2 separate regions of the Mus musculus genome follow, and region 2 is linked to region 1. The links are chromatin contacts, found by Hi-C in ENCODE. All regions are on one chromosome and are shown on one strand. Each heading gives the region's core, a stretch centred on a gene start or an enhancer-like site at or near the end of the contact. The rest is flanking DNA. Distances are from core to core; before and after follow the strand shown.

Region 1 (6,057 bases), core at 1,730-4,229:
AAACACCAAGCCATAGAGTATCGCTTACACTGGCTCCAGAAACATGAGTGTATTGGTGTGGCTGAAGAGAACCAAGCCACTCTACGCTGTTGATGTTCAGAGACTGAGGAACCACAGCTGGGAGGAGCTGAGATCAGGCATGACTGAGACTCAGGCCCAGTCCTGGGGGGGCTCACAGAGAGAGCAAGGCCACATAGCAATACTAGACTACAGGAGACCTGCAGAAGACAGGACTGGGTGACAATAATAGACTACTACAGGGTGCCTGTAAGGAGACAAGGCAGAATGACAGAGTGACAATTCCGTCTACAGCGACCTGTAGGAGATGGGTACTGTGTACTGTGCTCTGGTAGGAGCTGCCCCTGGGCTGGAGAAGCTTCAGAGAAGGGTGTCTGTTGTGCTATTCCTTAAGTGTGCTGCAACTGGGCAGAGTCAAGAAGCAGAGGGGAGGGAGCATCTCAGGCAGAAGCAGGAAGTATGAGGCAGAGCACCGGAGCCACAGTCTATCAGGAAAAACAAAGGCTAAAGAGAGAAGCCCTCTCCAAAACATTTTATACTAATCAGAGGCCAAAGAAATGGCAAACTCCAATAGCCTCCGGCCATTTCTAGATGTACATTATTCATAAAATAGAGTCTGGGTGTTCACTGCTTAGAAGCGTCCTCCAAGAAAAAAGGCTCCTAACATATAGCACTGTGCCCTCAGTGAAGGGGTTTGCGGAGGGCAGTCAGAACTGACCAATGGTCAAGGACAATGTTCATGAAGCAGCAGTTCTGGGAACCAATCCCCTATTACATTATCTAAAATGTGGACCAAGCAGTCTGTAGTACACACTGCGGAAATAAAACCCATTTCCTCATTGATAGGAAAGTAAATGATTCATAGGGAGGAAGACCACAAAGATATTATTACTATACATTAGTTACTATACATTATCATTATATATTAGCATACTAATGAATAAATATATGAACAACTTTTAATTATGTAAGAAACGGTTTTCTCGAAGTTAAAATGTAGGACAGCAAGCCATGGAAAGAGCCTCTGAGTTTTTGTTACTGATACTATTGTTTTATTTTTACGGTGCTGACCAGAGCCAAGGCCCCAGGTATGCCAAGCATGTGTTCTGCCTCTGAGGCAGATCCCAGCAGCACCAGTCTATTTCATTTTAACATTTAAAACTCATAAAAAGTCTGTAAGGAAATAAAGAAAAATTATAGTAGGTATGAAAGAATAATAATTCCCAAAGCGTTCCTGCATATTTGTAAAGAAGAGATGCTTGTTTAAATAGTATACTTAGGGGGCTAGAGAGATGGCTCAGTGGTTAAGAGCACTGACTGCTTTCCAAAGGTCCGGAGTTCAAATCCCAGCAACCACATGGTGGCTCACAACCATCTGTAATGGGATCTGATGCCCTCTTTTGGTGTGTCTGAAAACAGCTCCTTATACAGAAAAAAAATAAATCTTAAAAAAAAAAGTATATTTAGGGGTTAGAGATGGCTCAGTGGTCAAGAGTAATGTCAGCATGCCCCTGCCTTGTGCATGGTACCCTCTGCAGGTTTCTCTCAGCTTCATTATTTTACCCCCTTTATTATGATGTGCCGGTTAGACAGTCACTCTGTGTTACTTTTATACATCAAAGGGACAAATTTAAAAATAAAGTCACAGGCTGTCCTCTAAACTAGGCTGGCAACAGAACTTCCCACCACAATGGAAATGTACCCATCTGAGCTACTCATTACAGTAGTGGCTGACTCCCACGTGGCTACTGAGTGCCTGAATGTGGCTAGTAAGGCTGAGGATCTCAATTTTCCATCTTAGGTTATTTTAATTGGCTTTAATTAATGACTAACACACTGGGCAGCACAGGGCCAGACTGCAAAGCAGACTCCAGACAGCCAAAGTGAGCACAAACTGCCATGAGGGCCTCGGGTCAGGAGCTGGTGAGCTGCTTAGTAAGGCTCTGACGCAGGGCCTGAGCAACTGCAAGACAGATATGAAATAAATAAGGCGAGCACCATCTACCAGCCTTAGAAACATTGTTCCTGCAGTGATATCCTTGGAGAGCACTCTCCCTTACCCAAACTCCAATCTTTACTAGTATGCCCCCTGCTCAGCAAGCCCCAATACCCTATCTAAACACAGTCTTTCAGCTTTCTCATCCCCATCCTCCCTGACACCCTGCTTTCTCTCTCCACTGCACCTACAGTCTGGCAGCAAGTGAATCACCACTCTGCAGATGCACTCAGACTACAAGGCAAACGAGATCAATGTGGGGTCAAGCAGGTCCTGCTCACTCTAGAGCTGGGTCCTCAGGTGAACATTCTCTGTGGAAATATATGATGTCTGAATCCAGACTTTTGTTGGCAAACACTGAGTTCTTCTCTACTGCAAGCACAGAATGAACAAAAAATGGTTTCTCAGTCTAGTAGAGGGGACCCAGCCAGTCGACACTGCTCAACAACCATGCCATAGCAACAACACACAGATGAGGACTTGCAAAACACCGTACAGGGAGCCCTCTGATCCCAGAGGCTTTCTTGCTAAAGTATGCACAGCAGTAAGAGATAGGAGGAAGCCATTGCAGGAGGAGGTGTCCAGACCTGCAGAAAGACAGGGGTTATCAGCTGAGATGTGATTCGGGAAAGCTCTTAGGGAAGAGTGACTCTGAAACTAGCTGTGCCATCTCTACTTAGCACACAGGAAAACCAAGTCTACAAAGCAATTTCTCCATATATCACAAGAAGGGATGGCATGGCCAGACAGCTTCTGCTACTAAAGAAGAGTCTGCCATCAGCCACCTGGAGGGCTTCACTGTCTCTTCAGCCCTTACTCCAGGCAAGTCCACAGAAGCTCAGGAGAGCAGCCATCCTAGTCACTCAGCCAAGGTTTCAGTCCCTCTGGTAGGCCCCATGCTGTCTGCGAAGGGTTCCAACCAGAACAGATAACCTGCTGAGTGCTGCCACAGGGAATACCCAAGGAACTAAACACAACCCACCAGGACAGCGGAAGCCCTGGCACAGAGGAGCTTGAGATGACACGCACTTCCCCAGCACCCTCCAGGAGCTGGTCTACTGAGGATATGAACTTCTTGGGGCATACAGATGACCTCCAAAGCTGGAAAGAACAAGTTGTCTGGGCTACGCATTTACATACATGACTCTGGGATGGGGCCTCTCAAGGGAAGCACAGAAACTGTGTCACTGAGTAAGTCCTCTTCTCTGCAGGCTTGCCTTAGGGAGGGGTCGCTGTATAGGCTCTTACCTAGCAGGGAATGTGAAGGGAACATCAAATGTAGACAACCAGCTGTGAGTTAGGGTGGGGTCCCTGGAGAGAAAAGAGGAAGTAGCATCTCGTGCCCACGTGATGATGGTCCGTGTTCCTCCAGAGCATTTCCTCTTAGCATTCACTTCCTCTCTTGCCATAGTAACCTGGACCTCTCTAGAAACAGTGCTTGGTCATGCCCACCAAACACCGTGCACTCTGCACGGAGCAACCATGGCCCATATACCTCCTGAGCACTTCAGTCACTAGTGGGCCCTTGAAAAGGGGCATCTGCATGGCCTATATTCGGGGCTATTCAGAGTCCTCACCTTCCACAGGATTCATGTACCATCCTCCAGCCCAAGCCAACCTCCCCCTGAAAGACAGGTACTACTCATAAATGGAATCTTCTTAAACCATGGGACTCTTTTATCAAGGCCAAGTAGTACCTCTTAGAACATGGAACATGAGATGGCATCCTGCCTTCCTCATCCCCAACATTTAAGGGTGTAAGGGTGTGTGTGTGTGTGTGTGTGTGTGTCCTCAACCTTCCCTGCTAGCATCTCCAAGCACAGCTTAACTCACCAGTCGAGTGGAACAAGTTCATAGAGAAAACCAACCTCAAAATTGCCACGAACTCCTTCCGACTCCCTCCCTTCCGCGTCCATCACCTACAAGGGGCCTATGTTGCCCAGCACAAAATCAAAACTCACCACTGTGACCACATCTCAACTTCTACTTCTTACTTACTTCATTGTAATAAGGAAAATGACAACACTGCCTCACCCGAGTGCCTGTTCAGGGGAAACAAAGCTGAGGCTGAGGAAGTTACCAGGAACACAGACAAGCTGGCTTCCAGTCAGTCACTCAGCAGGACCCAGCATTGTTTCCTCCTCTGCCCAAATATCCACATCAGGATAACCTCAGCACCACCCCCTTCCTCAAACACAATACTCCACCCCTGAGGCTAAGGCCTGAATATTTGTGTTTTCCACCTCCAAATTTACATGCTGGAATTCCAATCCCCAAGTTGACAGTACTGAATTGCAGGCAAAAGGCATCATGACTGAGACTGGTATCCATATATAAGCGGCCCCAAAGAGTTGCCCCTTTAGCACGTGAGGATACTATTGGGGTTGGAGACATGGCTCAGTGGTCAAGAGTGCTTGCTGTTCTACCAGAGGACCCAAGTTTGGCTCCCAGAACCCACATCGGGCCGTTTACTACCTGTAATTCCAGTTCCAAGGGATCCAACACCTTTCTCTGGCATTCATGCCCTGGACACCCATAAATATTAAAATACTTTTTTAAAGATGACTGTCTGGGATCCTCCTGACTGCCAACTTGATAGAATTTAGGATCACCACAGAAATACATCCCCAACATATAAGGGTGTTCGCAGAAAAGCTTAATGGGAGATGGAAGAGCCGCTCTGAATATGAGTAGCACTATCCCACGGGCTTACTGTCTCTACTTGCTGACATCAGATGCAATATGACCAGCTGCCACATGCGCCTGTCACCATTACTTCCCTGCCACGATGGACTATACGGATAAGCTGTGAGGCAGAACACACAGCTTATCTTCTTCCTTCCTTAAGTTGCTCTTTGCCACAGCAACAAGGAAAGTAAGTAATACACCATCCGTCAAAACAACCTTGGTGTGTCCACGGATACCACATCTGCTGACACCACTATTGACCCTCCCAGCCTCCAGGACTGGTGTGCCCAGACCATCCACGCAATGGTATCTTATTATAATAACTTACACCAGAACATTTTCAGCTGAGAACCCTGCTTCCTACTTGACCAAAAACAAAACAAAACAAAACAAAACCAGAGAGATGTGGGGACAGAACCAAAGAATTCTCATTCATTGCTGCTGGGAATAAAAAACTGTGAAGCCATTTTGGAAAACAGGCAGTTTCTTCACCACTGAACAGGCTTATCATACAGTAAAGCAACTGCATTCCCTAGGATGTACCCAAAAGACTTGAAACCCGTACACCCACACGGATCGTTACAACAGCAGCTGTTTATATATGCCAAAACTTGGAAGCAACTAAGATGCCCTTTGATGAGAAAACAGATAAACTATGTCAAATCCATACAGAGGAATATCACTCGGGTTTTAAACATGAGCTCTGCCCTCTAAAAGAGCAGGATTGGAGAACAGATGGACTCAGAGACTGAGCGCCTGCACAGGTCTGTAGCAGATTGAGTTGTAAGAACTGAAAGAAATGGACACATGCCCCCATCCCTAGCCCAGCAGCTACCGCCAGTTGACAACCTGCAAATGAAAATTTAGTTCTCCCAGGCAGTCTCACTGGGCAACAAACTCCTCTTAAGGGCAGGCTGTGTGTCCAGCAGTAGATGTCAGCAGGCGGCAAACTCAACAGCCTCCCTGGAGGTTCCTTGTCCATGTCAGGTTTATTTTTACTTTTATTTTATTTATATACATTTTTTCCCTCTACCCCACAGGTCCTCCACATATATATGATGGCACCCAGTTTAGGGTTCCTGTAGGACTCCTGATTGGATGATACATGGTCTCTGCATCTGTTCCTGCTTTGTGTCCCTGCTCTCCGGCTCTTTTCCTTCTTTTGCTTTGTCCTATTCCAGTCTATTAGCATTTGTCTTATGTTGTTATTATATCTTTTTCCTTGTCCTCATCCCACAGCAGGAAGATTTAACCCAGTGACCTGTGCACCAGTCTGCCCATCTTAAAATGCTCTCCCTTCTCTTCCGCCTGGCTCTCAGAGCTCAACATGCTGATTACATGAGATGGCTCTTTTA
Region 2 (5,950 bases), core at 2,498-4,997, 2.0 Mb after region 1:
TGTTTATTCCACCCCCACCTGCAGGGACCCACACAGGATCCTCCTGCATGGGCTGGTAACAGATAGTGCCAAATGAAAACTGGTTTGAGTTCAACCTCCTCCACTTGGTCCAAAGAGACGAGCCAGTGGTTAGTCCAACTGCTGTGTGTCATTCCCTGAGACCCAATTTCACAGAACTGAGCTTCCTAGATATATACCTTAGTTCTGCTAGGGGTTCACATCTGCCAAGATATACAATGTTTGAAAGTTCCCAAATGCCAGTTTCCAGATGGCCTCCGTCACCACATGATTTAAGCCTGCAGAGAATTTATTTTTCAAGCGTGGCAACAGGACAAGGGAGAAAGAGACAGAGAGCATCTTTGCTACCAGCTCTCCAAAAGCCAGGTTCACAAAGCCGTCTTTCAGTCACAGAACAGCTGACAGGCAGCCCCAGCAGGAGGCTGGCAAGAATATTCTTGTATAAATTCTAAAGGTGGGTCCCAGAAAATTTGGAGCACAGTAGTGCCTTTCATGCTAGGGTTGCACCAGTGAGGCAGAAGCTGGGGATTTTATGTCGCCTTGGCAATACAGTGACACTCTCTAACAGGAAAAGAAATTAGGTGCAGTGAGCTCACTGGAATATTGTGGGTCAGGTGTTCTAGTGTAAGGACATGAGGTGAACGACACAGGAAAAGCCCTGCTTTCCTAGGGGTACGGGCCAGAGAGAAGAGCCTGGAATATTTAGGAATAACAACAGCAATAGCTTTGTTCACATTTACTGCCAGCAGAAAGTAAGAGAAGGCTAAAAGGAGAAATGCCGTTAAGGAGAAGGGCCCTCTAGTGAGGTCATTTCTAAACAGGAGTGTAAGAGATGACAGGGAGACACAGGAGGATGAGTATCTGGGCAAAGGCCGCACCATGAGCAGGTGGAATGTTGAGGATGGGTAGCATGTGAGGAGAAGAGGCAAGGGAGCCTGGAGCTTGGAGCTGACAGAGAAGAGGAAGGTCAAAGGAAGAGCACTGGGGCAATGCTGCTGAGTGTGAGCCAATTGTGTGTGTGTGTGTGTGTGTATGTGTGTGTGTGTGACTGGTCAGAACTGCGCCAGCAGGCACAGCAAGAACACACCTCAGGGCAGCCAGTATGGTGCTTAGATACAGGATAGAGCAAAACAGGGCGAGTCTGCCAGATTCTATAGGACTCTAATTAAATGTGACAGGGCAGCTCTGAGGATCAGAGCAGTCGAGGGACACGGTTGACTTTGGGGAAAGGAGCATGCAAGAACCCCAAAAGTGACCTGGGTCAGAGGTCTACAAGGCATGATGTGGTGCCAGCCTTCCTGGACTTGGATTCCTAGCAGACCACCTTCCTTCCTGCATCTTCATGTTCCTGAGAACTCACATCTCATTTTCTCTAGCAACACTCTGTCCTAATAAAAACTGAATCCATCTTTGAGGACCAGGAGGCCATCAGCAGACCAGAATGTGCCTAGTGACATACAGCACACAAAAGGCTATAGTAACAGATCCCTACACCATATTGTTTTTCCTGGCGTACTAGGAACGTAACCGGGGTGGGATGAGAAGCGGCTGCACCTCCTCCAGGAGAGGACAGTGAAGCCTGGAAAGGACTGACTGGTGGACATGTCACTGGCGGCGAACCCACCCCCTCAGCCAACGGCTGCATTGCTCCTCTGATACTACCAAGCCAGCAAATTCGAGGGATAAGCTGGCCTAGCACCCGAGTGACCACTCCATGCAGTTCTCCCAACTGGAAGTGAAGAGCAACAAAGTGGCCTGAGGAAACTACGTGTAGGGGACAGAAACCAAATACCCTACAGCTAGGGGTGTATGAAGATGCTTCAGATACCTTTTGTCAATTCCACAGAGCTCCTGCGACCATCTCCATTTTTCCTTTACTTTCTCAAAATCTTATGACGTCAATATAGTGTTAAGCTTTTGAGAAGGCTTCCCCAGTTCTAAGAAGGCTGGGCCAGCTTTCTAGGAATCTGTGTAACTAGCAAGGCAGGCTCATACCCAAACTTCCACCTCACTTGAGGTGCCCAACAATCCTGTAGAGGTCAGAAGCCAGCACAGGACTGATGACTGGTCGGGTTTAACCAGACTTACAAAGACACAGCCAGCAGCCACCACAGTTCAAAACTGCAGCCTCTTTTTACAAAAAAACTGGGGTCTACCCTCAGCCAGCTGGGAGGCTCTTGGAGGATAGGGGTGTCATGAGCTACTTCACCTGACTAATGATGTTCCTGGCGTGCAGGAGCTGAAGGTGACAGCCTTGGTGGAAGAGTCAATCAAACCCTCCACCCCTCTAGCAGCCCTTTGCCAAGCATAGCCCTAAGTCCAGCCTTCAGCTTCTACCCTACACCATTCCTCAGGCCTGAGCACGGGAGAGACAAGATTTGAGCCACATCCTGGAAATGGAGAGGAGGCCCAGCAGACTGACTCATTTCAACAACCAGAGGAAAAAAACATGAATTTGCAAGGGCCTCCCAAAAAGCTGCTGCTCTGGGGACAGCAGGTCATTTTCAGAGAACCATCCAGAGGAATTCACTAGTTCCTGTTTCCTCTCAGAGACTCAAGTCTGTAACAGTTGGCATTCAGAGGACAGGGTGTGTAGGCCTGGGCTCTAGCATACCAGGAAGCCCAGGGTATTAGGATGATTAAGCACAAGGGCCATTTACCAAGTGCTCCATTTATGCCAGGTACAGACAGCATTAGGACAGCTGACCAGCTCATTCAGCCAGCCAAGGCAGCCAGGGGAAGTGGAGGATCATTTCCCTATCTCCATTTCCCCAATGCGGAAACTGGGCTCAGGAAGGGCCAATCAACAGCCACCCCATGATCAAGCAGCAGCAGACTCAAAGCCCTTGGCTCTAAGGACTGAAGAGACCCAAGTCTTAGTTTGCCAGTCTACGGGGCTGTGGGGGTAGAGGTGGATGACACCACCACCAGTCCAGTCCAGTCCACTGAGCCTCCAAGGTGTGGCTCCTGGGCAGAAGGGGCGTGGCTCCCCTCTCCCCAGGCCAACTGACTGGGAGGTGAGGGGGCGGAAGGGCAAGAATTTCCCGACTCTGAAGGTAGCTCGCAGGGTAGGGACGGAAGCAGGCCCCGCCGGGCACAAGAGTACTCACATCGATGTTTCTTAGGATGACGCACTTGCCATTGGTGTAGAGGAAATGATCGCCCTTGGGGTCTCCACCGAGGATCTTAGAGACGCCCCGCTCCACCTGGGGGAGGCTGGCGAACACCTTCTCTGGGGAGATACAAACCCGGCACGGTGCATGAGGGGCAATCCCGGCCTCGCGGGACCCAGGGAGTTGCAGTCAGTCAGCGCTGGGGGTCCCGAGCCGGTCACCTGTTGCCGCCTGCGGGCACGACCGGCGGACTTCCCGGGCGGCGGCGGTCAGGCCCCGGGGTCCCTCCCGCAGCTCGGCCGGCCCAGTCCACAACGCCCACTCCGGGGTCCCCGGCCCGCACCCCCGCGGCCGTGCAAGACCCCGGCCGCGCCCTCCCGCCTGCACCCGACCCCAGAAGCCGGCGGCCGCGCGCGGAGGCCCACGCACTCACTGATCTCGTACGGCATCCTCGCCCACTTGTTACGGCGCTGCGCTCGAGTGGAACCTCGCAGTGGCCGAGCCCAGGGACAGCGCGGAAGGCGGCGCCGGGCGTGCCGGGCGCGGAGGGGGCGGTCCGAGACCCGGCTCCGAGACCCGTACGCGCCTGCCCCGCGCGCTACCGCTGCGGACAACCCAACCCGGAAGCGCGGCCCCGGCGCGGCTCGCCCCCAGCTTTGACCATATATAGTCAAGCGCTCGGCTCGGAGGCTGCAGCCCCACGAGCCTGCGCGGACACCGCCCCGCCCCGCTTGCGGGCCCGCCCCGGAAGTGACGTGACGCGACCCGTGAAAAGGCGGCGCGGAGGGTTGTAGGTGCGGGGCGGGAGGGTTTTTTTTCTTGGGCTGTCTGCCTTTGCACCGGGAGCCTTCTTGTGGAGCAGATCTTTCTCGAGCTTTCCAACGCCAGCTTGGCGCCCCGGCTTGCAAAAGACTTGAAGCCACTGGGCGTATGGGGTTTTGTTTGTTTGCCTTTCACTGGGTATGTTTAGGAACTTCCCCGTCTCACTCCCTCTCCCTCCTGCATGAAACTTCCTAGTAGCAAAGAAGCCAAGAATAAAGAACTGTAATTCTTAAGGATGGCAGGGGTTGTTTCCTAACACGCTCTGGGGAGGGCGTGAGGGTGGAATTCTTTTCATGGAGAGGGAAAGAAAGCAAAACCTGGAATTTTCTGAGTCTCGCAGGTTTTGATTAGGGCAAGATGAAGTCCTCTGGTTACTTGATTGAAAAGTTCTGAAGCCCTAGTTGGAAACCCGGAAAGTGGGCTTTCAAAGGAGAGCTCTTAGGAATTTGCAGCAAATGAAAAAGTCCATTTCTGCTTTGGAGCCAGGTTTGTTAATTACCCTGCGGACCAGTCCCACCCCACTCTCCTGGTTCACCTGGACACCCACCTGATTCTCCTCTAGCTTATCTTAATCTTAACTGCCATCTAGTTAGCAGTTAAATGAATTTATAGCCTATAGGAGTGCCCAGGTTTCGTAGAGAAGAGTTTAAGTGTACTCGGTAGGTCCTGTGTGGGAACCTCAGTATTTTTTGAAAAGTCTGTTTTCCTTAGTACCTAGTCTCTTGTGCTGATAGACTAGTATTTTTAAGGTTCTATGAATGTTACCCCCTGCCCTCTGTGACCTTTTGTTTGCCAGGATTGCTTGTCTAGGGATCCCACCTGTTATGTTTTATATAAAAAAAGAAAAGAAAAGAAAAAGAAGCCAGGGATATGTTTGGTGGAGGTGCAGTATGTTGTGGGGGAAAGGGGTGCCTCTGAGGGCCCATCCTGAACTGAGGCATCCCCTCCCCCTGAGGTACCAGCCACAGAACAGTATAATATGGAAATAGCTTATTTAGGACATGGGGAGGAGAGTTGAGGGGATAGTAGAGACAGAAAGACAGAGTAGAGGCCAGCCATGAACATTTGGAGTTGGTTTGGGGGGGGGGGGCGGGGATCCGGAAGAAAAGGGACAGAAGAGGAAGGGAGCAAGAGAAGAGAATGAGGAAGGGGCAAGTAGCCCCTTTTATAGTGAGTCAGGCATACCTGTTTGTTGCAGGGAACTGTGGGGTGGTGCCTAGAAGGAATGCCAGTACCACCTGGTTAATTTCTCTCAAAAGTGGTGACTTCCAGCTACTATCTCAATGATTCACCTGTCTGTCCCAGCCTTTACACTGCAACTTCCTGGGGTCCTTAGTTTGCTTTCCCCATTTGCATTGTTGATGTTGCCATAGAACCACCAAACTGCCCACCAGCAACACATGGCTCCTTAACTACAATTATGATTTCAGAACAGTCCCACTGTTAGTCTTCTAGCGACCTCACTGCACTGTGCAGATGAAAGACACTTTCCCTGGGTCTGGTCGAGCACTGTCCTAGGGATGTGCTAGGGATATTTTCAACAAGCAAGAGGTCTGTCCTAGGATTCTGGGACAGAAGATAGTGTAGACTGTGACTTTCTTATTTACTAGAATTGTTTTAGATAACAGCGATAACCTTTCTAAACCACACTAAAGTTCCCACTCAGCATGGTACAAAGACTGCTGGGGTAACACCAGCTCCAAGCTCTTTACAAGCTGATAGCTGTCCTATGTGCATCAAGCCTTGGTACTGACACTGAGAGTGATCCTACAAAACACTTTGGGGCCAAGCTCTCTGGCAGAATCCAGACTCTGTTGCACTTTAAAAAATCATGTACCATGCGTCAAGTTTTCCAGGTTTTAGTAGAGGGGGCACTCGGGTGTGTGAAATAGTTGAAGTTCCCATGCAAGGAACAGATTGGCTACACCTGCCAGCACTAATGTTTGGAGTCAAGCAGCTAGGTTTGTCCAGCAGGAAGTCAAGTGAGGAAACACTTG

The links. A loop is a pair of places that touch in the nucleus more often than their neighbours do.
Region 2: a map of regulatory T cell shows a loop between it and region 1 (7-fold over the local background). The contact joins the promoter of Wdr1 here to the enhancer-like site in region 1. A Hi-C loop is called at or near these places in 2 of 37 maps with a recorded cell type or tissue (T-helper 1 cell and regulatory T cell).

The regions. Positions count from the first base shown.
Region 1 is chr5:36,559,917-36,565,973 of GRCm38, forward strand. The region is part of intron 2 of Tbc1d14 (TBC1 domain family, member 14); the gene reads right to left. Among named protein-coding and RNA genes, the nearest start is that of Tbc1d14, 19 kb to the right of the region's middle. Within about 2 kb of position 2,980, at least 1 of the 3 ENCODE cell types and tissues checked has a DNase peak (open chromatin) inside an H3K27ac peak, as active enhancers do.
Region 2 is chr5:38,557,952-38,563,901 of GRCm38, forward strand. It overlaps Wdr1 (WD repeat domain 1), which reads right to left and starts at 3,748. Exons shown (of 15, transcript NM_011715.3): 1 at 3,565-3,748; 2 at 3,129-3,250. The coding sequence starts at 3,580.